Regions from separate parts of the Homo sapiens genome. Here region 2 is linked to region 1. A link is an interaction called in ENCODE POLR2A ChIA-PET data of the cell type or tissue named here. Cell type or tissue: IMR-90. All regions are shown on one strand. Each heading gives the region's core, and the rest is flanking DNA. Links, peaks and the distances in the headings are about the cores only.

What was found. ChIA-PET counts read pairs that join two places held together with the same protein. Peaks named below come from ENCODE experiments on the same cell type or tissue, not always from the same donor. Only the 100,000 strongest peaks of a DNase experiment are listed, where the experiment ranks them.
Region 2: POLR2A ChIA-PET joins it to region 1 with 9 read pairs; 6 of 35 experiments call an interaction of 5 or more read pairs at or near these places.

The regions. Positions count from the first base shown.
Region 1 is chr13:97,235,820-97,247,796 of GRCh38, forward strand. All of the region lies in intron 1 of MBNL2 (muscleblind like splicing regulator 2), which reads left to right. LOC107984573 (a long non-coding RNA gene) reads right to left here and starts at 3,731. Exons shown (of 2, transcript XR_001749968.1): 1 at 3,649-3,731; 2 at 1-45. It overlaps LOC101927385 (a long non-coding RNA gene), which reads right to left. Exons shown (of 4, transcript XR_001749966.2): 4 at 7,035-7,086. In IMR-90, for the core only: no CTCF peak of the experiment used is centred there; no DNase peak of the experiment used is centred there; H3K27ac peaks cover 594 bases.
Region 2 is chr13:97,323,053-97,335,029 of GRCh38, forward strand. MBNL2 (muscleblind like splicing regulator 2) reads left to right here. Exons shown (of 9, transcript NM_001382683.1): 3 at 11,224-11,388. Among named protein-coding and RNA genes, the nearest start is that of RAP2A, 110 kb to the right of the region's middle. In IMR-90, for the core only: no CTCF peak of the experiment used is centred there; a DNase peak (open chromatin) is centred at 5,229; H3K27ac peaks cover 1,023 bases.

The DNA of each region.
Region 1 (11,977 bases), core at 2,403-10,402:
CAGCAAATCCTGGAGTTAGGTTTCTGACGCTCCCCATCTTGCTCCCTAGTTACAAACAGAAAAAAAAAAAAATCAAAACCATATGTTCAATACACTGTCAGCCTTCTAGTGAACATGTTACCGTTAAATAATAACCGTCAGCCTATCCGCAAATTTGACGGTGATGGGCGTTGGAGCTGACCTGCCCTGGCGGAGGCTGGGGAGGGTGGAGAAGGGCGATTGTGTTTGCTTCCTTGCTCAAAATGGCATGTCGCTGGAAGCCTTCCAGCTCCTAATGGTGGAGGCATAGCAAGGACTGCATTTACCGACTTATTTCCCTCTTTTTTTTCACGTATTCTTTCTTCCCCTCACATTTTCAGGACTGAAAATTAGAAACACTTTTCTCCTACACACAAAATTACTCCCTCACACACACTTTATTTTCCCCCTGCTTTGAAGTGACAGTTGCTGCAAGAAAAGGTTTCTCTCAGAAGAGCACAGGCTGTCCTGGCCAGAACGAAGGGGTTAATTTAAAATACAGCCAGCTAGGTAGTCCTAGGGGCATGCTTTCCCTTGGGGTTGGGGGTGGTATCTGAAAGGTTGGAGGGGGTGCTCCTGGGGCTCTGCTAATATTTTATTTCTTCATCTGGGTGTGAGATGTACAGATGTGTTCACTTTGTGAAAATCCAGTGGGCTGGATACAGGATATGTGGTCTTTTTTTTTTTTTTGTCTTTAATAAAGTTTTAAAAATGTAGCTGGCTACCTTGTACTTTGTATTATAAGATAAAGTTCGTGGGAAGGTAGTCCTATATTTTTATTCTTTTCCCACTTGGACCTCCGCTTTTTATTCATTTCTCTCTTCTGGAACCTTCTGGGCTTCCAGCAGTGGTCTCTGTTCCCGCCTATAATCAGAACCATGAAGGGTCATGACAGCCAGCTTATCATTCTACCCTGGACCAGACGGAAGTTAATGCTCCAAATTAGAAACTTGAAAGGAAATGATCAGTGCTAACTAATAATGATGCTGACAGTAATAATAACAGTTACTTTGTCATTATATACAAAACATCTCCTTGTTTCTCCCTATTTTTATTTTATTCAAATGCATGAAAGCTTTGCTTAAGAGACTTTTTTTTTTCTATTTGGCAATCAAGACAAATGGAAGGAAGGAAGAGTGTGGGGACAGCAGATGACAAAGCCCTTTGCCCTTTTCTGGCGGTGTAGCCCTAGATTAGCCTGTTAGTCTGTTTAAGTCAAGGGATTGCAGATCTCAAAAAATAAATAAGGATGGCTAAGGATGGCAGGAATGCAGTTTGTGGGTCATCAACACAGATTTGAATCCCGGGGTCCCGTAGGAAGCACGAGTTACCAAATTCATTGGACCTCTGGTTTCTTGTGCCCACCTCTCAGGATTTTTGTGAAGATTTGGTAAAACAATGGACCAGAATTGCCTTATGCATGGTGAGGGACCCTTTGTCAGTGGGAAGGAGCTGATGGCATTGTTAATTTAAGGACCTGCTCTGCCAGGGCAAATGTGTTCTCCTTAATGAAGCTTTCATTGGCTATAGAAAAGTTTGCAGGAAAAAGAAATGTATGAAAGATAGTGGATGAGGAGAAAATTATTTCTTAAGTCTTTCCCATTTCCTTTCCCCTCATGGAATTTATACTCTACCGTTACAGGTAAGATGTGTAAATAAATCACCATGGTGAAGGTATTATGCCACAAGGGAGGTATAAGATGCCTGTGAGATTAGTGCCATCCAAGTAAGGCAGTCAGGGAAGGCTTCCTGGAGGAGAAAACATCTGACATGGCCTTGAAGGATAGATAAAATCACATTGTGTGCACCTGAAAAGCACCCATGCAGGTTTTTCTGGAGCATGAAGTGCAGTCTAGGGTGTACTTGGCATGGACTAAATTGTGAATGACTTTGAATGCCACCCTATGTATTTCAAACTTTATTCAGAATGCAGCAGAGAGCCACCAAATATTTTTAAGCAGGTAAATGAGGGGTCAGACAATGCTTTAGAGAGATAATTCCGTGAGCAGAGTTTAGACCTGAGAATTGCAGACGCTCAGGCAGGTCATGAAGGCATGGGCTGGGATAGCAGCAATGAGAATGAGGTGCTGTGCTGAGGCCAGGAGCAACTTACGAAGAGCATGGGCAGGATTGACTGGGGCCAAGGGAAAGGGAGGGAGTCAAAGCCGACCTGGACACGATCAGCTTAGAAAACAGAAAAACCAGTGATGCCAATGGCATAAACACACAGGAGGATGGGGGAAGACAATAAAATTGGCTCTGATCATTAAGAGTTTGAAGTCGGAATGTCCTCTGAGAAGTATGGGTCTAGGCTTCTGTAGCGTGTGGAGCCCAATGTATATTTGGAATTCATCCACAGAAGACTGATGTTTGAAATCATAGAGGAATTGAGATAGCAAAGAAAACAAGTGCAATCTAGAAAATGGTAGACGACACAGGCTTGGGTAGATGACACAGGCTTGGGAAAGCCTTACATTGAAGGGAATTTCCTAGGCACACTTCCACTGGCACAAAAATCCAAAGTGAAGAGCATTTCATCCAAGGTGAGGGCACCTTGGAACAGGTGTATGGGCCTCATAACCTCTCTCATTGCCTTTGGATCTGTGACAAAGGATCATGCTATTCACTGTGTCATAGATTAAGGCTTCCTGAAACCAGGTGAGAATGGGAAATGGTGGCAGATCCTAAAGAAAGTTCAATAAAGATGAAGACCGGGCCCAGTCCTATGAGGTGCAGAAGCCAAGACAACGCCTCTGACCTTTGGGAAAGTCCCTTTTTGGAAGAGTGCTGCGTGGGCTGCTGAACTGCAAGGCACCAGGGAAGTGGAAAGTGAAAACGATTAGGTAGGGAGTGGGAGACAGGTAGCACAGCCAAAGGGGAGATGGCGGTGAGCAGAGAAGAGGCAGGGATAAAGTAAGCAAGTTTAGGTTGGAGGGCAAGGTGTGCTGGGCTGCCTGGTGGCACCTGGGGCAACTTTTGGCTCATTGGAGGCTGCCTGCTGGGGATTCATGAGCTGAGGCCACTGGGAAAAAATGGTTTTTGAAAATTGATAGGCTTAAGTATGATTCTGCTCTACCAGGAAAGGTGAAAAACATTAGATAAATGTGAAGGAAGGTGGTGAGGTGAGGTCTAAAGGCGTCTCCAAGGAGGCTTCCAGAGGCCTTTGCCTTGAAATGAATTCTGCTCTACTCAAAATAACCGTTTCGGAGAGGGCTCAAGATGCTACATCCAGCCTCACTGCTAATCAAACACGATCTCTGTATTACCACAGGCATAACTGCAATACAGAGACTGCTGCTTCTTTCTAAAGTGCTATACAAATATTTTTTGTACTACTGTTTATTATTTTCTTTAGCTTTTCCCTTCATACTACAGGGTATCAGCAAAGGCTAATTCATGTGCCTAGATAACTCTTCTCCTAAATAACAACCTGCCAATATAGATACCTCATATGGAATATTTTTAATGTCTCCTTATAGTAATCTCCATGCATTTTAAACTTGAGCCAATGTCTGATAAGTAGTAGATGCTCAATAAATAATGTTTGTGGAATACTTGTGAATGGCTGAAGTGTTTTAGTATTGAGGCAGGCATTTCTCTAGATAATTATTAGCTATGAGTCATACTCACAGAAATCCATAGTCCATCATCTATACAAATATACCCAGAAGTTTATATGGTGATGAAAAATGAATGCATTTTCCCCCTGGGAACATATGCATCTCTATGAAGTTGTGCTTTAGTGCTAAAGAGAGGCCAGCTATGCTCCAATCCCTTCAACCAGGGATCTTTTTTCATTTAAACTTCAAAGAAGTTTGGCTGATGAAGGCTGTGGACAGAGAGAAACTAAGTGTGAGATACGTGAACTGTGAGTTCTCTGGAGCGTCCTAACTCTTAAAATAAGTTTTAGCTGCTTGAGTGCTGTAGGATAGATACTTCTGGTTATGTGTGGCTGCACAAAATGTACAGCACGTCTGACAAAATGGATTGACCTATTTCTTTGCCCTTGAGGGCCACTCGAAAACTTAATAAAAGACAAGCACATCTACAGACAAACCCAGAATAAGATTTGTAGCCACTGGTACAAGGTTGTATTTCTGGACTATATTCACCTCTCCACCCAACTCCAACCCCAGGAGAAGAAGTTGTATTTTCTTTCCATACCCATTTCAAAAGCTCTCCCAAGTTACTCTGAAGGTTGATTTTGTTAGATACACATACTCTTGGGAAGCTTGTTAGAAGGACAGATTCCAGGGCCCCACCCCAGACTTCTGAATCCTAGGCCCCACCTCCCATGATTCTGACTCGGGGAGTCTGAGGTGGGGCCTAGGAACCCACATTTATTGCTAGACTACACAGTGATGTTGACACAAATTATTCACAGACCTCCTGGCACAGGGGTTAGGAGAACATTCAAATCCTGCACCCAAATCCTGGCTCTGCCACAGACTAGCTGCACAACTTCAGGCAGATTTTGACATCGATTTGAATCTCAGTTTTCTTATCTTTAAAATGGGAGTAATAATTCCCACTTCTTTGGGCGATGCTTGGGATTAAATGAGATCACCTCATGTAACTTAATTACATGAGAAAGTACTTTCTACACTGCACAAAATATACATTAATAAATAAGATATAGTTATCTGGGGTGGACATAAAGCTATTAGAGAATAACCACCAATGAATGCTATAGACCCTCTAAGCAATTCTAGAAAGAGCAGGGGCTTTGACATGACTATTTCTGCAAATTCTTAAAGGCTTGATATCCCTCACAAAGATCCCATTGTTCTTTTAGCAAAATGCAAGAAGGCTTTTTATTCTACAAAAGACTTTTGGGAATGTTTACATTTGAAGGAGATGGTAAAACACTGGAGCATGTTACCCAGACTAAAGGAATCATAGTATTTCTAGGATGATTGAAATGTAGCTGCTTTTGAAAACAGGAGGGCTGGGCTACATTTGGAAAGTTTCATGTAGTGCATGTGTGAAAATGAAGCACTTGAACGAGCTCCGTGATAGGCCATGCCTTGAGCTGTTTTGGCACAGATAAAATTGCTTCTGTCCTCACTCGGGCTGTTTTTAGGTTGTTCAAGCAGATGGTAACTGGCTCACACAGGGGCCAAACTCCTGAGCTTAAAACTTTTGGAAATGAATGACTGACTGACTGAATGAATGAATGAATTTCCTCTGGGTCCAGGAAACACTCCCATTATATCTGCCGTTCCATTCTAGCCCTCTGGTCCCTCAGGAAAGGTTAGCCTCTTTGTTGCTCAGAGCATGAATATGTAAGGATTGGTTCAAGGTGTTTCCTGGAACTGAAGTCCCCTTCCTTCCTGGATGTGCTGACCCAGTTGCCTGTGTTGGAAGACTCAATATCACATGTCCTTTTTTTTCCCCACTGAGAACCCATTAGCAGCAGAGATACTTTCACAAGTTAGGTGTTTGCTGGAGCTCTGGGTCATAAGATTTGGGTCACACACAACCAAGAGGAAAGAAGTGTGGTACAGAGTCCATTTGATCAGCACACAGGGAGAAATAAGAACAGAAACGTGAAAAAAATTCAAAACAGAGGAGGGAGTGCAAAGAAAAATGTATGCTACTCTGAAATCTAAGTCTCCGTTTCAGCTTTCAGTTGAGAAAGGTTTTCAATATTTTCCAAATCAAAGTATATCTACAGATCTTCAAATCCATTGTGAATCATTTTCAAAAGGCTTAGTCCTTTCATTCAGAGCACTGATTAAAATCCAACTGTGTGCCTAGTATCCTGATGCTAGGTAATGAAGTGAAACAATCATGATTGGTAGCAATGGAATTGAGCAGTTAAGACACACATATGCATAAACATTGCACACACGCACGTGTGCAACACAGGCATGCACCCCAAAAGCCATTGGAGAACCCTGAGACCAACCCTATTTCACTTGGGCCCTGGATACTTGCTGCTTCATTTAAGGTGGGAAGGAGGGAGGGGCCATCAGAGTTAGGCGAGTTGGGTCTGACTCCAATTGGAGTGGGCCTTGTGTTGAGCTTAGAAGGATGCCTGGTTTGAGATAACTGTGCAGGAGAGTGGCATACATCCCATATCAAAGGAAACCACTCAAACAAAAGCCAATAGGAGGAAATGAGCTCTTATTGTGTGCACACATGGGGTTCCTCCGAGAGGAAATTGCCTGATTGAGGACACTTCCGATGCCTTCTGAAGCAACAAGGAAAGGCTAGGCCCATGTTCCCACAACTCGGAGAAGGTGTCTCCCTCAACCCTGGGCTAGCTGCAGTGAAATGGGTAGGATTTTGACGACACCACTGCCCACCCCCAACACACTCCTAGACCTCCAGAAACTTCAATTACAAAATGTGTCTTTGGAACCCAAAAGGCAATGTTCTTCTTTGTGCTTTAGGGTGTTTAGATCTAGGAAAGAGGAGGGAGCGGGCACGTGGCTCAAATATGTTGCTCTCTTCATAGCCAAGGCTCCCGCATTTCTTGGGCTGCATTAGGCAACTGAGACACAGCCTGTGCCTTGCAGGGTCACCTTGTTACCAGGATCCTGTTGACTCCCTGGTGCAGGTCAGGCCAACTGAGATGATGTCCCTGGATCTGCTCAGAGGGGTTTTACATTCAGTCCCCTCAGCTAGACAGTAGAGGCATCAACAATCCTGTTACCTGCCGTCTTCTACCCAAAATATAATCCTGACCCTGAACTTGTGATTTTGCAGGGCACAGAGTGGTGTCTGAGACTTGTCCTCGGCCCCATGTGGAACACAGAAACATCCCCAGTCCCCGAGAAATGTAGGGTCTAGAAGAGGAGCATACATTGCAGTTGACATAGCAGAATGAGGACTTCCTGGGTCCCGGGAGCCCCCCGGGGTTGGGGATGAGGGTACCTAAGAAACATTAAAAGAGCTTGGAATAAGCAGGACTTACTTGTTCCTTTTTTTTTTTTTCCCCCCTCCTGTACGTTGCTTGATTGACAGTTTGAGAACAGTTAAGCTTGGATCTGTGGGGATGCTACTATAACTGGCATGTATTATGGAGTCGTTGTCCAATGACATCATCCTCTGAAATTGGTGCTGGTGGAAGGAAAATGAAAGCCGACTGAGCAGGGCTCCGCACGCGGCAGTCCCTCCCCTCCACTGAGCGCATGCGCTCCTGTGCAGGCGTCTCCTTCTTGCCCTCTATCAGCCTGAAGCCCCAAAGCTTGGGCATGAGCTCAGAGTGTCACCAACCCAGCCAACCCCTCCCATATATCCCCCACTGCCCAAGTGACTATCTGCAGCGGTGGCCAGTGGCAGGCACGGACAGTGGATGTGGGAGAGAGAGTTGAACAAAAGACAATGTCCCTTGAACATATCAAGTTCCACTGCAGTTTAGGTAGATGCATTTTCAGTTTACCCTGGAGGATGAAAAATCAAGGTTCTTAGATTGCCTTATGGACTGCTCCTGACGGCTTATTTATTTAGTCAGTCAACAAACCCTAAGTGAGTAGCCAGCATGTGTCGGATGCTGTACTAGGGGTTGGGCTACAAAGATGCATTAGCCTGGCTGCTATTCTGGCCAGGTACAGCAGCAGCAAGGTCAGCCTCAAGGAGGTGAGGATAAATGGAAAGGGGGCACAAGGATCAGGGAGGACAGGACTGGCTGGCTGGGGTAGTAGGGGTAGGGGACAGGGCTGGTCATGATTTTCCAACAAGGGATTTGAACTGGGTCTTGGAGGATGCCCCATATGCCAGAAATCAACGAAAGTGGAGAAGCACGTCAGTCTTCTAATTAGCATGTTCCTTCTAATTAGTTGCTTCTAAGGCATATCAAGTTGCATCTATAAGCTAAAACTAATAGACAATTGAGCATTTAACAGTTTCTTTTTCTTTTCTCTTTTTCTTCTCTCCTCCCCACCCTTGGAGGGGGAAAAAACAACAAACGAATTAAGAGCTAAATTTGCCAGCAAATAGCATTATGTGGATGCAGAGAAAGAGGACTATTTTGCTCATCCTGGATAGGGCTGGGTAACTGAGAATTTTATCCTCCGGCATGGATCTTATTTTGTTATCATTCATCAGAAGTGGCAGGAGAAAAAAGGTAGAGGGAAACTTCTCTGTGGGCTTCTACATGTTCTCCCTACACTTCTGTCTTTCACAGTATCAGAAAGGCAAGGGGGAAAAAAACACACTCTGGTTCTTGATCATAGTAAGGACAGTATTTTACCCTCTCTTTTGGCTAAAAATGACCAAATAAAAAACAGATTCATCTCATGTAACAACGAATAATGGTGGTTTCAAAGTCCTCACAGTTTAAAGGCTAACTTACAGGATTAGGTCATAGACATGCTTGTAAAATTCCAATGTGATTCTTTAGTCATATTTAATTTCAAATATTATCACACACCAACGATAAAAATTTTAAGAAACCTGCTAGTGAAATATTTTCAATGAATTTAAGTTTTCATGCATTTCAAACACGATGACTTTTGTAGCTGTCCTGAATAAACACAAGCTGTAATTTTGAAAGCAACAAATTGACGGATGCAGAGAGGAAACCAGGCCAGTGTCTCGTTAACACTGCTGAATAGATCAAGATCAGAAAAGCCAAGGAAAGCCTGTCATCTGCTAAGAGAAATCGGGAAACAAATAGAGACAAGTCAACTTATAGTCAGTATGAATCCCCTAACCATTGAACTTCACTGAGAACCATGAAACTTTGACTTTTTTCATGTATGAACAGCACTTTTGTGCCTTTGTTTTACAATGTAGACCAACGACTAGATAATGTGCCTTGTTCTTCATTGACTTTGTAATCTCATTCTTTGCCACAAATATAATGGCCTGTTTGTTTTGCTGCTGGTGCACATTGGTCAAAGAATCAGACATTTGTTTCACGGTGCTTGTTTTGAAGAAATCAGTTCTGGGTACATCTTTACACTGCCCATAAAAACAGGGGCTTATCTGGGTGAGAGATACACCAGGTCTGCACTGGGATGGGCTTACATTTATCCACTACTATAGAAAATGAAATTGAAATATAATAAAACTGCATTTTAATCTAATTACTGAAGAGCTTGAATTATAGACTATTCATAAAGATGTACAGTTTTATTCATTATAATGACACACAGCAATTTGAGTTGGCCAAGAGTATTTTATCTAATAATGACCATTAAGAAGTTCTTATTAATAAAGAGATAAGAATGATTTATAAGTAAGATTACAGGTATTTTATCTAAATAAATAGTAATAAAACTCCTGAGAAGTTTGGTCTCAGAAGTAGGGTAAATATTCCCATTAGGATTAGGTTAAGACTTAATTTCTTCAACAAGCACACCCTCTCTGCCCTTTTGTTAATAAATAGTTCAAAAGTAAACTTTAGCCCAGTCTATAAATGGTTTCAACTCACAAAGGAATTCTGATCAGTTGGTGGTGGCTGTCTGCCTCAAAACTTGCTTGAAGAAGTTTTTGGGTGCCAAGTCTAAGCTCCCAGGGAAAAAGTGCTGGGATCACTTAGTGATACCTGCCATGGACAGGATAGGGGGAAGGGAGGAACAGATACTATTCATTTGCTACCCTTGGCATATCATAGGCTATTCCAAGTGGTTACAAAGCTAGGATTCTCACAAAAGTCATCCCCCGTCTTCTCCCTACGAAAGCGTAATAACTTTTATGTTGCTGGTAACAATGTTTCTAGATGTCACCACAATCCTGAAGTTGAAGGTTCTTTCTGCAAGGGTGGTAGGCATTTCACTATCTTAATTGATTTAGACCCTAAGTAAAGAAATTGAATTTACTAAAGGTAGCCATGTACAATGCATTTTTATTTCTACTAAGTTGGAGGAATAAAATTATTTAACAACTCTTCTTTCTCCTGAATTTGATATTTAGGCAGGAGGAAGGGCTGTTACATTGGATTGAGTCCATCGAAATGGTATTTTAATATTTCATTTTAATTTTGCTTGTAATTATTATTGCACTTTTTGAAAGAAAATACTTAGTTCCTTCCACTGAAACAAATCTGAAATTCAGAGCCAAGTCCATGCAGCAGCACAATTTTCCATTATTTTGAAGTTAAGTAACAGATGATGAGTAGGACAAAGGAAGGGAACTAGTGCCTTTAAAGCACCTACTATGTTTCAGGCACTTTGATTTACTTTCAGAATGTTTTTCTCCCTAATTTAATGCTCCCAGCTACCTAAGAGATATATGGTATTACTACATTTTATAGATAAGAAATGTGAGGTTTAGAAAGGGACTGTTTGTTCATTGTGGAACTTAAATTGGAACTAGCCTCCAAAGTTGGCTGAAATTTCTGTTTGGAATTCAGAATTTGAATGCATACCACTTGTCCCAACTTATAAACAGGACTCTTGTAGTGAAGTTTTTTGGATTGACTAATATAAATTTAAGAACTTTAGCATTTTTGAAAGCCGTTAATAACTGTTGGCTACTGTTATTTCACACACACACACACACACACACACACACACACACCTATTTATGTGGGTGAATCCCTATTGAACTTCAAACATTTATTGCAAACCACTTTGCCTTTTTATTTCAAAAAGAAAATGTGAATGACTACTCCTTATGTTAGAAAATTATTTAAAACCTAAAAAAGTGAAAATTTTACATGAGGATAAAGACTGTTAACGTATACAATAAAGTCAGCAGTGCGTGTAAGAAATCTGAATATCGTCCTGACATTTTATATGTGTGTAAATTGAACTTCTAATCCAGAGAGAAGTCTGCTTTTAGTTAACTACTGCGAATAAACTTCTGTTTCTAAAATTCTCAGTCTCTGTCTTTGGGTAGGAGGAGGCAGCGGGATTTGTGGCAGAGAGATCCCCTTCCACCCCACCCCGAAGAGGCATTTTATTAATTTCTCTTGCTGAATTTTTGACCCTGTAAAGAAAAAAAGATGCATTGTACCAAACCACGCTACAAGACAGGCTCCTCCAGACGGGCTTTTTCCTTCCTGCTGAAGGACATGGATATCGGCTTTATGAGCTGGTTACAGTCAGCTTTATCGCCAAGCCAGTAGATTTTCTTAATATACTTATTGCTGTTCTGTAAATAGCACAAAGGCAATCATGAATCTGAATCACTTATGGGGTCACAGTGAGATTGATAAAGGTAATCTTGGGAAGAAAGTGTTGAGTAGCCTAAATAATGAAACTAGTAATTGAAATTCTTTCTTATTGTGCAGGCTGACAGTCTCGAAACCAATTCTTTGAGTACCTATTGTCTATCTCTGAAATTTAATGAGATAATGCATGCTAGAAACACTTTATTCACCATACACAATTCTATGTAAATGCCAGCTGATAATATTAAAGATAATAATTGTATTAAAAATTTTAACTAACACATGAAGAGAGCTTCGAGATTGTCTAGTATGTTTCTTTACAAAGTTGATTGATTAAAAACTGCAATATGTTTTATTTGTTTCCTTATTTTCAAGAATATTTGGAAGAAAAAGCACTTGAAGCCTGGCTTTATGGTAATAATATAAAAACCAACAGGGCACTGGGTTTTTTTCCTTTAAAATGGTATGCCACCCTGATTTTTAAAATTCCAAGTTACCCTTTGATTCCCCTTAAAAGTGAGATAGGAGAAGAGATATGCTGTAAGTTCTAGGACAGGAGATGGCTAAACATGAACCCCGACATAGGTCTTCTTTGTGCTCTTAGGGTTGGCTTCATTTCTCTCATACCTGTTTCTCTTGTTTATTGATTGAAGTTAATGATATAACTTGGAGCATTAGAATATTCCAATGTAAAATGTCATGGTTATTGAGGCAGTGGTGTTACTTATAAAAAAATTGTTTAGAACTCTAATATTTTCTTTAGTGCGTTCATTAAACAGCTAAAAGAAAGCAGAATGGTTAATTAGCAATATCATTTATTCCATATTTTAAATCACATTCTAGTTCATTCATCATTTTACTTCAAATAGCTTCATAAGCAGTTAATATTTG
Region 2 (11,977 bases), core at 1,907-9,906, 87 kb after region 1:
AGTGTCTGTTTTCTACCTGAGATGGAAGTCATTTCCAGTGTTTAAGTAAAATGGCACAGCTGTGCAGGAACACACCCACAAAATGTCGGCCTTTAATACATGTGTCCAAATTCCAGGCAGCCTTCTGTGGGGGTAGGTGATTCACCATATAGTATTGCAATCAGTTTGAAAAAGGCTGTAACAGAAGATGCATAATAAGGTTTTGTATCTTTGGACAGATTTCACTTATTTCAAAAATTGACTAGCTTCTGGAATTGCTAAGGACTGATGATAATAAAAATAGAACCCAACATTTACTAAACATTCAGTTGGCCCTCAGTATTCGTGGATTCAACCAACTATGGATTGAAAATACTAGTTAAAAATTGCGTCTGTACTGAACATGGTCAGACTTTTGTCTTGGCATTATTCCCTAAACAGTAAAGTATAACAGCTATTTACATTAGCATTCACTTTGTATTAGGTGTTATAAGTAATCTAGAGATGATTTAAAGTATATAGGAAGATGTGTATAGGTTATATGCAAATACTAGGCCGTTGTATATCAGGGACTTGAGCATCCTGAATTTTGGTATCTGTGGGAGGTCCTGGAACCAGTTCCCCATGGAAACTGTGGGATACAGATGTCATGTGATGGTGTTTATAAGGCTTCAGGAAGTAAACCCCCATAGAGTGGTTGTCAATTACTCTGGCTTCTTTTAATTCTCTAAATGGCTAGCTCTAATTAAAAAAAAAATTTTGTGGGTACATAGTAGGTGTATATACTTATGGGGTGCATGAGATGTGTTGATACAGACATGCAATGTGAAATAAGCACATCATGGAGAATGGGGTACCCCTTCTCTCAAGCATTTATCCTTTGAGTTACAAACAATCCAATTATATTCTTTAAGTTATTTAAAAATATACCATTAAGTTATTGTTGACTATAGTCACCCTATTATGCTGTCAAATAGTAGGTCTTATTCATTCTTTCTGTTTTTCTTGTACCCATTAACCATCCCCACCTCCTCGCTCCAAATGGCCAACTCTAACTCCCACCTTCCTCCCCACTCTCAACTAGATAATCTGATAAATATCTTAGCTTAAATGTTAAATGTCCCATCCTCTGGAGTCATCCCTGACCTCTAAACTAAGGAGAGCTCCCTGCAATGCATTCACACCGCCTATCATGGCATTGATCACTCTATTTTAATTGTCATTTTAATATCACAGGGCTTGGCACATGGAAGGGGTTCAATACATATTTGTTGAAGGAAGGAAGGAAGATCACTGGATAACATGCACCCGTCGTATGAGGTTTCCTGTACGGTTGGGGTTTGAGGAGAAGTTCGGGAAGTAGACAGAAAAGGCCTGCCCTCCCTAGCAGGAGAAATTCCAAGGCTCAGATAAAAATGTTTCATGGGATTTCTATTCACCCATGGGGCTGCAGACATTAATGAATGTGGTATCAAAAAATCTAGACTCTATGAAGTCAAACAGCCACTAGATTGGTATATTTGTCAGTGTTCTCTAAAAAACAGAACTAATAGGATAGATGTATATATGAAGGGGAGTTTATTGGGAGAATCGACTCACACGATCACAAGGTGAAGTCCTGCACTAAGCTGTCTACCAGCTGAGGAGCTAGGAAGCCAGTCCAAGTCCCAAAACCTCAAAAGTAGGGAAACCAACAGTGCAGCCTTCAGTCTGTGGCCAAAGGTCCGAGAGCCCCTGGCAAACCACTGGTGTAAGTCTAAGAGTCCAAAAACCAAAGAACTTGGAGTCCGATGTTCGAGGGAAGGAAGCATCCTGCATGGGAGAAACATGAAGGCCAGAAGACTCAGCAGGTTGTTCATTCCACATCCTTCTGCCTGCTTTTTTCTAGCCTTGCTGGCAGCCGATTAGATGGTGCCCACCCAGATTGAGGGTGGGTCTGCCTCTCCCAGTCCACTGACTCAAATGTTAATGTTTGGCAACACTCTCTCAGACACACCTAGGAACAATACTTTGCATCCTTCAATCCAATCAAGTTGACACTCAATATTAACATCACAACTGGTTTCATGTAAGGTTGATATATGATTATGGTCCACACTAACCAAACTACCCCCGTGACTCAGAAGACATTGATATTCTCATTAAATAAAATAATTTCCAAATGAAGCATCTGGTGCCTGGAAATTTGTTTCCCTGAATCTCTAAAGAACTGATGGGCTATTTTTAGTCTCACTGATTTCTCTTAACTGGCACATTTTCAGTTAATGAATAAAATTAAGAGAATTAACAATCCTTATCGGTAAGAGGGGTTTCTCCCTTCATCAAGCCAACAAACAGCTCTCCCCATCACAAGACACAAGTAGTATGAGAAATTGGAACTGCCCAGCCAACCAAAATGCATTTAAAATTTTTTTAAAGACTGGGTGCAGTGGCTCACGCCTGTAATCCCCGCACTTTGGGAGGGCAAAGTGGGAGGATTGCTTGAACCAAGGAGTTTGAGACCAGCCTGGGCAACACAGTGCGAACCAGACTCTACAAAAATAAAAAAATTAGACTGGCATGGTGGTAAGCACCTGTAGTCCCAGCTACTTGGGAGGCTGACGTAGGAGAATTGCTTGAGCCCAGGAGGTCGAGACTGCAGTGAGCTATGATTGTGCCACTGCACTCCAGCCTGGGTGACAGAGTGAGACCCTGTTTCAAAAATAAAAATAAAAAATTTTTAAAAGGCTTAAACATGCTATGAAATGGCAAACTACAAACAATTCACCTACTTTGCCTTTCTTCCTCATTTACTAGTTGTTATGCTTTGTTTATTTAAAATAGTCACAAAATTAATGTCAGGGGCCAGTGCCAGTGGTGCTTGAAAGAAGAGGGCAGTTGCATTGGCCTAATAAGGAATGAGTCACAAATCTACTCCCAAAGCACCTGTGGTGGCCTGAAGGTTTTTCCCAGCCCTCAGGTGATAGCAAGCTATCCTAAATGCAAATCCAGAGATGAGAACACTCAGATTTGCAACTCCCTTGAAGAAAGGTAAAAGCACTATCATTAGAGAAGAGCTCTGCCCCATAGTCCAGGTGATGCAGTGGAATGATGCTCTACACCTATTTGTATGGGTTTTTGGAAAGAAAATGCAAACTGATTTGGTCCACTTACCTATGTAACTTCATTCCCACTTTTCTTTATCCTCTCCTAAACCCGTAGCAATTGGTGGTGGTGGGTAAAATTGGAGGTAGTAGTGACTGTCTACCACTATTTGTGTTTTTCCCTCATTTATCCACCAGGCTACACTGCCAAATATTCCTTATATCATTCTAGGCATTTCTTCCATATAATGGAAGCAACAGAGAAAAAGAACACACCAGAGAAGAAATGTAAATACACCATTTTTATCTGTCATTAATAAGTACAAAATGTTGTGGTATTCACCAAAAATTATTTGCATATCTAGACTGTTAAGGATAAATTGTAATATATGTTGAACCAAATAATAAACAGAAAGAGCTTATTAGAGGCTTATGCATAATCTTGATGATACTGGTAATTATTCATGTTGATAGACATTCTGGTTATCATTTGTTTATAATGATCCCCTGAATCTAAAGTTACTTTCTAATTCTGAAGCCGTTATGTGATTGCATTTTATTTGCTATATTAGGTAGTTGGAACTAATAATACAAGGAGCTCATGTGGTTCAATTAGCTTATTTAAATTCAAAAGAAGCCCAAAAGCCTAATCTGTCACTTGCCTTAGAGTAGAGCTATTTCAGTCTCATAGTTAATGTCATAAATTAAGCCTTGATGTAAATAACCATTTTATTCCCCTACACTTTTACTTGCCCATATCCTTCTGGAAATGTACTGGGAGGAAGAAGAGGAGGTTCAGGCCAAATGTTAGACTCAGCCTTGGCCTATGTGACTGAGACCTGTATAAATGGACTAATAAGAATCGGCTCACCCACTCTAACCACAGCCTTTATTGCTTCCCCACTTTCAAAGACCTTGAGAGCTTTTGAAACTATGGGGAAACTGAGGCTGGGAACATCTGATACACCCAGTCAGCTTAGTCACTTAGTAAATAACTGCTGAACAACTTACGTGGCACAAGGACGAAAACAGAGGTCTGTTTGATCGAAATTTTCACTTCCAAGCTGTGTACACTGTGGGTACTTAATAAATCCTCCTAGACTTAATTGATTTTGACTTAATTCACCACTTCTGCTGAATCTCCTCAAACCTCATCACGTAGACGTCTCATAATTCTCAGAACATACCTGGACCATTGCCAACATACATCCCTGGTGTCACTTTTTACTGTAACTGTTGTTTCATGTGGCTTTCCCCTTTTACTAGATTAGGAGCATTCAAGGAGAAAATAGATCTGGAAAAAATATAGATAACAATTTACGTTTCTTCCTGAGCAACTCCTGCTCTAACAACTGTCAGAAGGAGTTGAGATATAGGAACAGGATCACCCCTATTTGACAGATGAGAAAATTGAGGCACAGGCACAGACTATTATACGTTATTTGTAAAAAAAAAAAAAAAAAAAAAAAGTTCATATAACCATTTTGGAATGAAGCCACAGCCAGAATTTTGGGATTTTCCAACCACAATACATAGCTGCTTTACACTCTAGATAAGTCATGCCATGTTGATTAGCCCTGGCAAGTTTCAGCAGGGGAGATATCAAAGAAAAACAGATCTGAGGCTGTTTGAAGAGATAAATGACCAAAGTTGGCACTGACAGAATGAGAATAGCAAAGGTTTAAAGAGATTGGTAGACAGGCCAGAGAGGAGCACAGTGATAAGGAAATGGAGCAGGTATTAGAGAAGTTGTTTTCAATACCATATATTTTTACCTACTATGAAAAGAAAGTGTCAATAGTAATAGTGATGATGATGATGATTATGATGATGATGAAGCTTAGGGAATGCCTACTATGTGCCAGGAACTGTTAAAACACTTTATATGCATTAACTCTTAATCCTTATTGAAAGTCCGTGAGGCAGAAACTATTCTTAGCCCCATTTCACAGATATGGCAGCTGGAAGCCACAAGGTCCCACTTGCCCAAGGTGCCCAAGAACAGCAGCGCTGCATTTTAAATCCAATTAGTCCAGTTCTGAGACGGTTTCCTTAACCCTTTTTTTTTTTTTTTTTTTTTTACACTGCTTCTCCAGGAGAGGTTGCAAGACAAAACAGGCTTCTGAAATGTAACTCCAGAGCAAGAGCCTTTGTCTTGACCTCGGGATTTCACCAAGCTGGCCTCAGCCATGTGGAATGCGAGGAATTTCAGAGGCTCTTCCATGATTTTCCCTGGCCAGCTTTGGGGTCTAAAGCAGGCTCCAGGACTCAAAGTGTCCCTGAAGGCTGCGTCTAAAGCACATGCCATCTGCCCTTAAACCTTAGGGCCAGCACTTGCCGTTCCGCGGCCTGGCCTGCTTGCTTGAAAATATCATCATGCACCTACAGCAGCAAGTGCTGCCAAGGTGGCACTGAAAGAGGCAAAATTCAGAAAATCAGGTTGGGATTCCAGCCCTTCGCTAGAATCGTTTTCCCCAAGAAAAGTGTTGCTGGAGTCTGCCGGTCAATGACTCAGCCCATGTAAAGACACAGTTCAAATTATTCCAGCGGAATACAAATGGCGGGGGCCTGTTAACTGAATTGTAGATCGTAGAAATCCATTGCTTTTCCCATGAAAAACTAATGGGATGCAGTTGTCTGACAGCTATTCCTATGGGCAAAAACTATTGTTAATGGGAGAGTCTTTAATAGTCTTCTATGTTTTCTTTTTTGTGCCCATATTTTAATTGATTTTTTTTCAATTAGGAGCATACTAGAAAAAGATTCCAAAAATTACTTGTTTTAAAATAAGCCATTAGGAAATCTCATCCTTCAATTATGCTTTTTCTTTCTCACAGCAGCCTGATTCTGAAGTCTTTTCTTAGCCAAAGTTGCATTTATTCTATCCCATGCCATGTAATTTAATGGCTATGTAATTCCAATAGCACCAATCTGTTGTTCTGTCAAGTACATATTACAGTTATTTAGCATCTTCCTTCCTCCTGTCGAGAATCAACATGAGTATTCTGTATTAGAATCTTTCATGGTTGCTGATTTTAATAAAATTAATTCAGCTTGAGGTTCGAACTTGATTCTAGCCATCATCCCTAATCTAAATATTCCTGGAGTACAGATTATTCTTGGAAGTAGAAACTGCACAAATCCAATGTCGACTCCATCAGAATTCTGTTATTGTTTTTAAAGAGGTGGTCTCCAAACAATATAAACTATAATAAAATTAGAAATATGAAATATAATAATCAGGGTGCGATTTAAATGTAGCATAAAGCATAAATCTGATCTTGTTATTCTCCTGCTTAAAAACTTTCAACAGCAGGAACTTCATACCCCTTGGCTCGTCTCCCATTGTGTGGCTTCTTCCTGCTTCACCTCTTCTCACTCCTCATGCTCCTCCCCACACCCCTTCTCTGCACTGGCCTTAGAGAGCTGCGTGCCTGCCCCTAGATGGGACATTCTCCTGGCACACGCTGCTCCTCTAAAGAACATTCAACACCCACAACACACACACACACTAGACACACAACACACACACAATACACACACATGCAGCACACATACAACATACACAACACACACAATACACACACATGCAGCACACATACAACATACACAACATACAACACATACACCATACATACTACACACACAGCACACACACAACAGGAAACACACAATACATATAATACATACAACATACATGCATACACATGCAACACACACACACACACACACACTTTGACCACCACACACTCCCTTGCCAAGTTCCTACTCATTTTTCAGGTCTCAGTTTAAATGTCACTTCTCCAGAGATCTCCTCTGACCCCTGGTCTCAATTCTGACCCTCTCCCACCATTCCTTCTCAGCATTCTTCTCTAGAATATGTATCACAACTTGTAACAAGACATGTTTTGTTAACATCTGTCTTCCCCACAAGACTGCAGGCTTCATGAAGGGAGACACCATGTCTTGATTTTCCTCACCTTTGTTTAACTAGCACTAAGCACAATGCCTGGCACATAGTAGAATCTCAAGAAATATTTGTTGAATGAAAGAATGAATGAGATCGTAGCCTGGAAGTATATGACCACCTGCTGGTTCCATACCTGGCATGTCCCACGTGGGATGAGCAAAGGCCCTGAGGGCTTATGTGACCCATGAGCTGGTCCCTGGTGTGAGCCCACCTTACTGGCCCTAGCTGAGGCTCCTAGCTCCCAGTTCCTGGGAGGCTCTTCACAAGCACTCTGCAATGGCGCTCTCCATCCCCATCTCCGTCTCCACCCCACAGAAGCTGCACCAGTCCCTGCCACTAGGCACTGGACCCTCCCTCCCTTATCTCTCCAGAAATAGTGTGTTACCAAGAACTAAAAGGGAGGAAGAGTTAAAACAAAACAAAGCAAAAAACAAATCCTAGCTGCCACAAGGAAGATTTTTCCCAGACATTTTTGTCTTTATTTCTTGGAATAAAATCAGAAGACACTATTTTTGACACCTCTGTTTTGTTTCACAATGATACACAAAGACGCTTTACGCTTCTGCACACTGCCCTGTACCATTTGGCTATGACAAGTTGCTTTGATAACCAACAGCTTTTGTACACTGATGCATATCCTGGCAAATCTTATGCCTTAACAAAAACTTCCTTACAAATTGTTCACTGTGTCAAATAGCTTGTTTTATTTTGACAATAGCTTATCCATTAGGATTTTACAATCCTATAGGATCCATTACTAAAATTCTGTTACGTAGAGTCTCCGAGGGTTTGAATTAGTGTGCCTCAGACATCCGTGGTGCATAATTCTTCAAAATATTAATACTAGATTGTACTAGGGTTCAGGGTTGTCTCTTAAAATGTGGACACTTACACAAATACCCTGTAGAGTTGAAAATAATTTTAAACATAAAATATTTGAATAAGTACAATTAAGTAGCTTTTAACATGTTTGGTGTGAAAGTTTATTCTGTGGAAGAATCAAAGAGCCAGTCAAAATACTACTAAATGTATGATTCTGTACTTACTGAAAATGAAATATCATATAGAAACATTTATCTTTCTTTTGATAATAACATTTACTCAGTGCTTACTATGTGCTAGGCATTTTTCTAAGCCTTATGCATGTGTTAACTCATTTAATCACACAACAGTCCTGAGAAGAAGATACAATAATTATTTCATTGAACGGATGAAGAAAAAAGTCAAGTAATTGCTCAAAGTCATGCAGCTAAGAAAAGGTCGAGCCAAGTTATGAGACCAGAATCTGTGAGCTTGATTACTCCTCCATCCTCCTACCAACGGATAGGTCCATGCAAATAATTGTTTCCCATTCCCAAATCCCTATATATACATATCTTATTATATTTAAAATTTTGTTATGCATCCCATTATTATACGAAAGATCATCATAGATTTTTATCCTCCCTGGATTTTAACTATTGCTAATGAATAGCTTGGCAGCGTGATGTAATTGGGTCAGGTAGGTCTGGATTTAAAATCTAGTTCTACCACTTACCAGTTATATATGGCCTTGGGAAAGTTTCTTTATCTTCTGAGCCCATCTGCTATTTTGTAAAAATAGGGATCATTACTGCTGTTATAAGGAGAAAATGAGATGACCATATATAAATTGCTTGGCATGTAGGTGATCAATAACATTCTTTACTCCAAGTATGTAAGTAAGGACACTAGGAAATTACAGCAATTCTCACAAAAAAGAAGGTTTCATTGATAAACTACTAATTCAATGTTGTAAAATACTTTCTATTAGCTGAAATAGCTTATATGGTTCCCTATGAGTCCCAGTTTTATCAAGAGATAAGAGCATTTATAAGAAAATTGTATTTTTCCAGCCAAATTGAAATGTGTGTGTGCAGCCACAAAGCATTACATTAAAAAACTAGTGATCAAATTGACAAGTATATGAGTGAATACAATATAACAGCCATACTGGTAGAAATGTGGACATTTCATTAATTCCATCCTCATTTTCTGGAATTCTGCTTTCCCAAGTCTCTCCATTAGACCCATCTGTGCACCTTGAATACATGAGCCTTTCTGGGTGTCAGCTTCCAAGAGCAGTGTTTGTGGCTAAAGAGAGTTTGGAATGAGGTTAGAGAAACCTGGGGTGGCTTATCCTCTAAACAAGAAATGCATTCTGTATAACCCTCCTCCACCCCAGCTGATGGGCTGTGGCTATGTTTTGATCCTCATGGATACCTCACATCACAAATGATAGAATTGTATTTGGCCACCTGATATAAAGGCAGCCAATTCAAAGACTTTGCACACATGAACTTTGTAGGAGCTGGCTCAATCTGAATGCTCTCTTGGAGATTTGATTTTAACAAACAAAGAGACAAGCAATTGTCAAGGAAGAAAAGGAAGTAAAGTAAGAGATGCCTGAAGCAAGTTGACAGGGCTGGAGGGACCCTGGCAAGTCATAAAGCAAAGAGATTTAGGATTAAAAATTTTAAAAAGATTCAGTTTGCAAGAGAAGCAGATGAAGAGAGAAAAGAGAGATTCGTATACTACTTTGATTTAGATTAGTGTCCACTTCACCTCTGTCTTTACAATAGACTTTCCAATATTTTCCCTGGAATGTCCATGTATACATAGGAAGCTGAATGAAACATCAACAATATGAACTTGAGACTAAGGAGACATGTTGGCATTACCCATTGTTATAGACTCTTATTAACAGCAAACAAGGACCTATTCCCTTTGGTGTCCTTGGCACCTGCCTGGTTATCCTCCCCAAAGAGGGTGACGCAACTATTAACGCTGCTAACAGTAGATCCTCAGGACAGCATTTGTTGATTAGCACAGATGCCCGGGACTGAACACAGGGCCCATGTCTGCCCTTCTCCATGGTGGTGGGGGAAGATTCAAACTCCAGAGAGGAAGTCTGAGCTGCCAAAAGTGCGGATGAAATTAGTGGGAAGCAGAGTGAGAACTCCAGATGTTTAGAATTAGGATGACTATAAACAAATTCATTTCCCCAGATCCCCCAAGCTTGCTTTTTAAAATTATTTTTATATCTGGTAAACAAATCAATACTCTCTTTTCTTGGCTGCAAATGGACTAATTCTTTAGGGAAGTATGATACTCAAACTGGTTCACAGTTTGCTCTTCTTTCTCCAGAAATTGTATAATTCACACATCAATGTAATTCTTTCAATTGGTAGTTTTGAAAACTTGGGGATGAAGTATAAACACCGCCATATGCAATTACCCTTCCAGACTGGTTTTATGTACCCTGTCACCTAATTATTATTTTCCTTTGTTTTACCAGCTTTGGCTTCCAAATATTACTTTAGCCATAAACACTCTTCACTATGTCACATCATGACATCAGATTTGATACTCCTGTCATGGGAGGAACTCCTGTCATGAGGGCAAGGCAGGTATATAGAGTGACAGCTTTTGTGTAGCAAAGTAATCACTTGCAGATGATTATCTGAGCTCAAGCCTGAGAATTTCATCTATGTGTATATCACCAAGAAATGTCCACCCCTGCACACTATTGCCTCTTCATCCATAAGCTGAAAGAAAGAATGTCTTCAGCTAATCTGGAACACACATTTAAAATTCTTATTACTCTCTACTCCACAAATTTGTTACATAATTATTCATATTTGGACATCACTCTAGCATGTACAGACAACTGTATAGCAAGTTCAAAGACTCCTTCTGATAGCCCACAATAGATATGCCCTTCTGATTACCTTCCATACTGTGTAGGGGAAGGACCTTTCCTTTCTCTCAGCAGTCACACTTCTTTGGAATCTTTTGTCAGGGTTTAGAATCTGAAAGGAAGAAAGGAAAGAAAGAAAGAAAAGAAAGAAAGAAGGAAGGAAGGAAGGGAGGGAGGGAGGGAGGGAAAGAAAGAGAAAGAGAGAAAGAGAGAGAGGGAGGGAGGGAGGGAAAAATCCTCAGGAAGCTTCTCTACTTAACATGTTCTTAAGATTAGCAACCTTGATAATCATGTAATGTTTGATTCACTTTTCCCCAACAAACACATGAGCATGCGCGCGCACACCCACACACACACACACACACACACACACAGGATCCTTGCTTTTGTGCATAAGAAGTGATTGTTCAGTGGTTGACTTTGGAGTTGCAAGCTACTTAAAATAGTCCTAAAACCAACACTTGTTTTTACAGGGCCGTTGTTCGAGAGAGAACTGCAAGTATCTTCACCCTCCGACACACTTAAAAACTCAACTAGAAATTAATGGAAGGAACAATTTGATTCAGCAAAAAACTGCAGCAGCAATGCTTGCCCAGCAGATGCAATTTATGTTTCCAGGAACACCACTTCATCCAGTGGTGAGTACATCTTTATTCAGTGATGAGTTGGATGGTTACAGTGTTGGTATGGATGATGCCACGTTGACCTAGGGTGGCCTCTCTCCACTTTGTCACTTTGGTTACAATTAAAGCAAATAGCTTTAAAGCTCAATAGATGAAGGAAAATAGGCTTTTAAAAAAATTAATAGAAAAATATTTGTGGAAATAGGAGGCAAAGACAATTTCTAATCAATATCTGGGAAATCTGTATCACTCCAACTCTTTTCACCAGTAACTCTCTATCTCAGCCATCTTAGAACGGAAATAGTTTTAACATGTTCATTTACAGTGTGAATTAATAATCTATGTATCAATGAGTTTGTGATGCCTAAAAATATTTTGAGCCATGTAGTTCTATGGCACCATTTAAAGGATGAGGAAATTGAGAAACCAGAGAAGTTCAATGATTTTCCGCAATGTCATGCAGCTAATAAATCTTGGAGCTGGGACTTAACTCAGACATGTTAGCAGAGCGCTTTCTGCAGTGTGTTCCAGGAAGATCCTAGTAACAGCCCCCAAAGAAGGATGTCAAATGCAGCAACACCAAGGAAGACCCTACCTGAGTGAC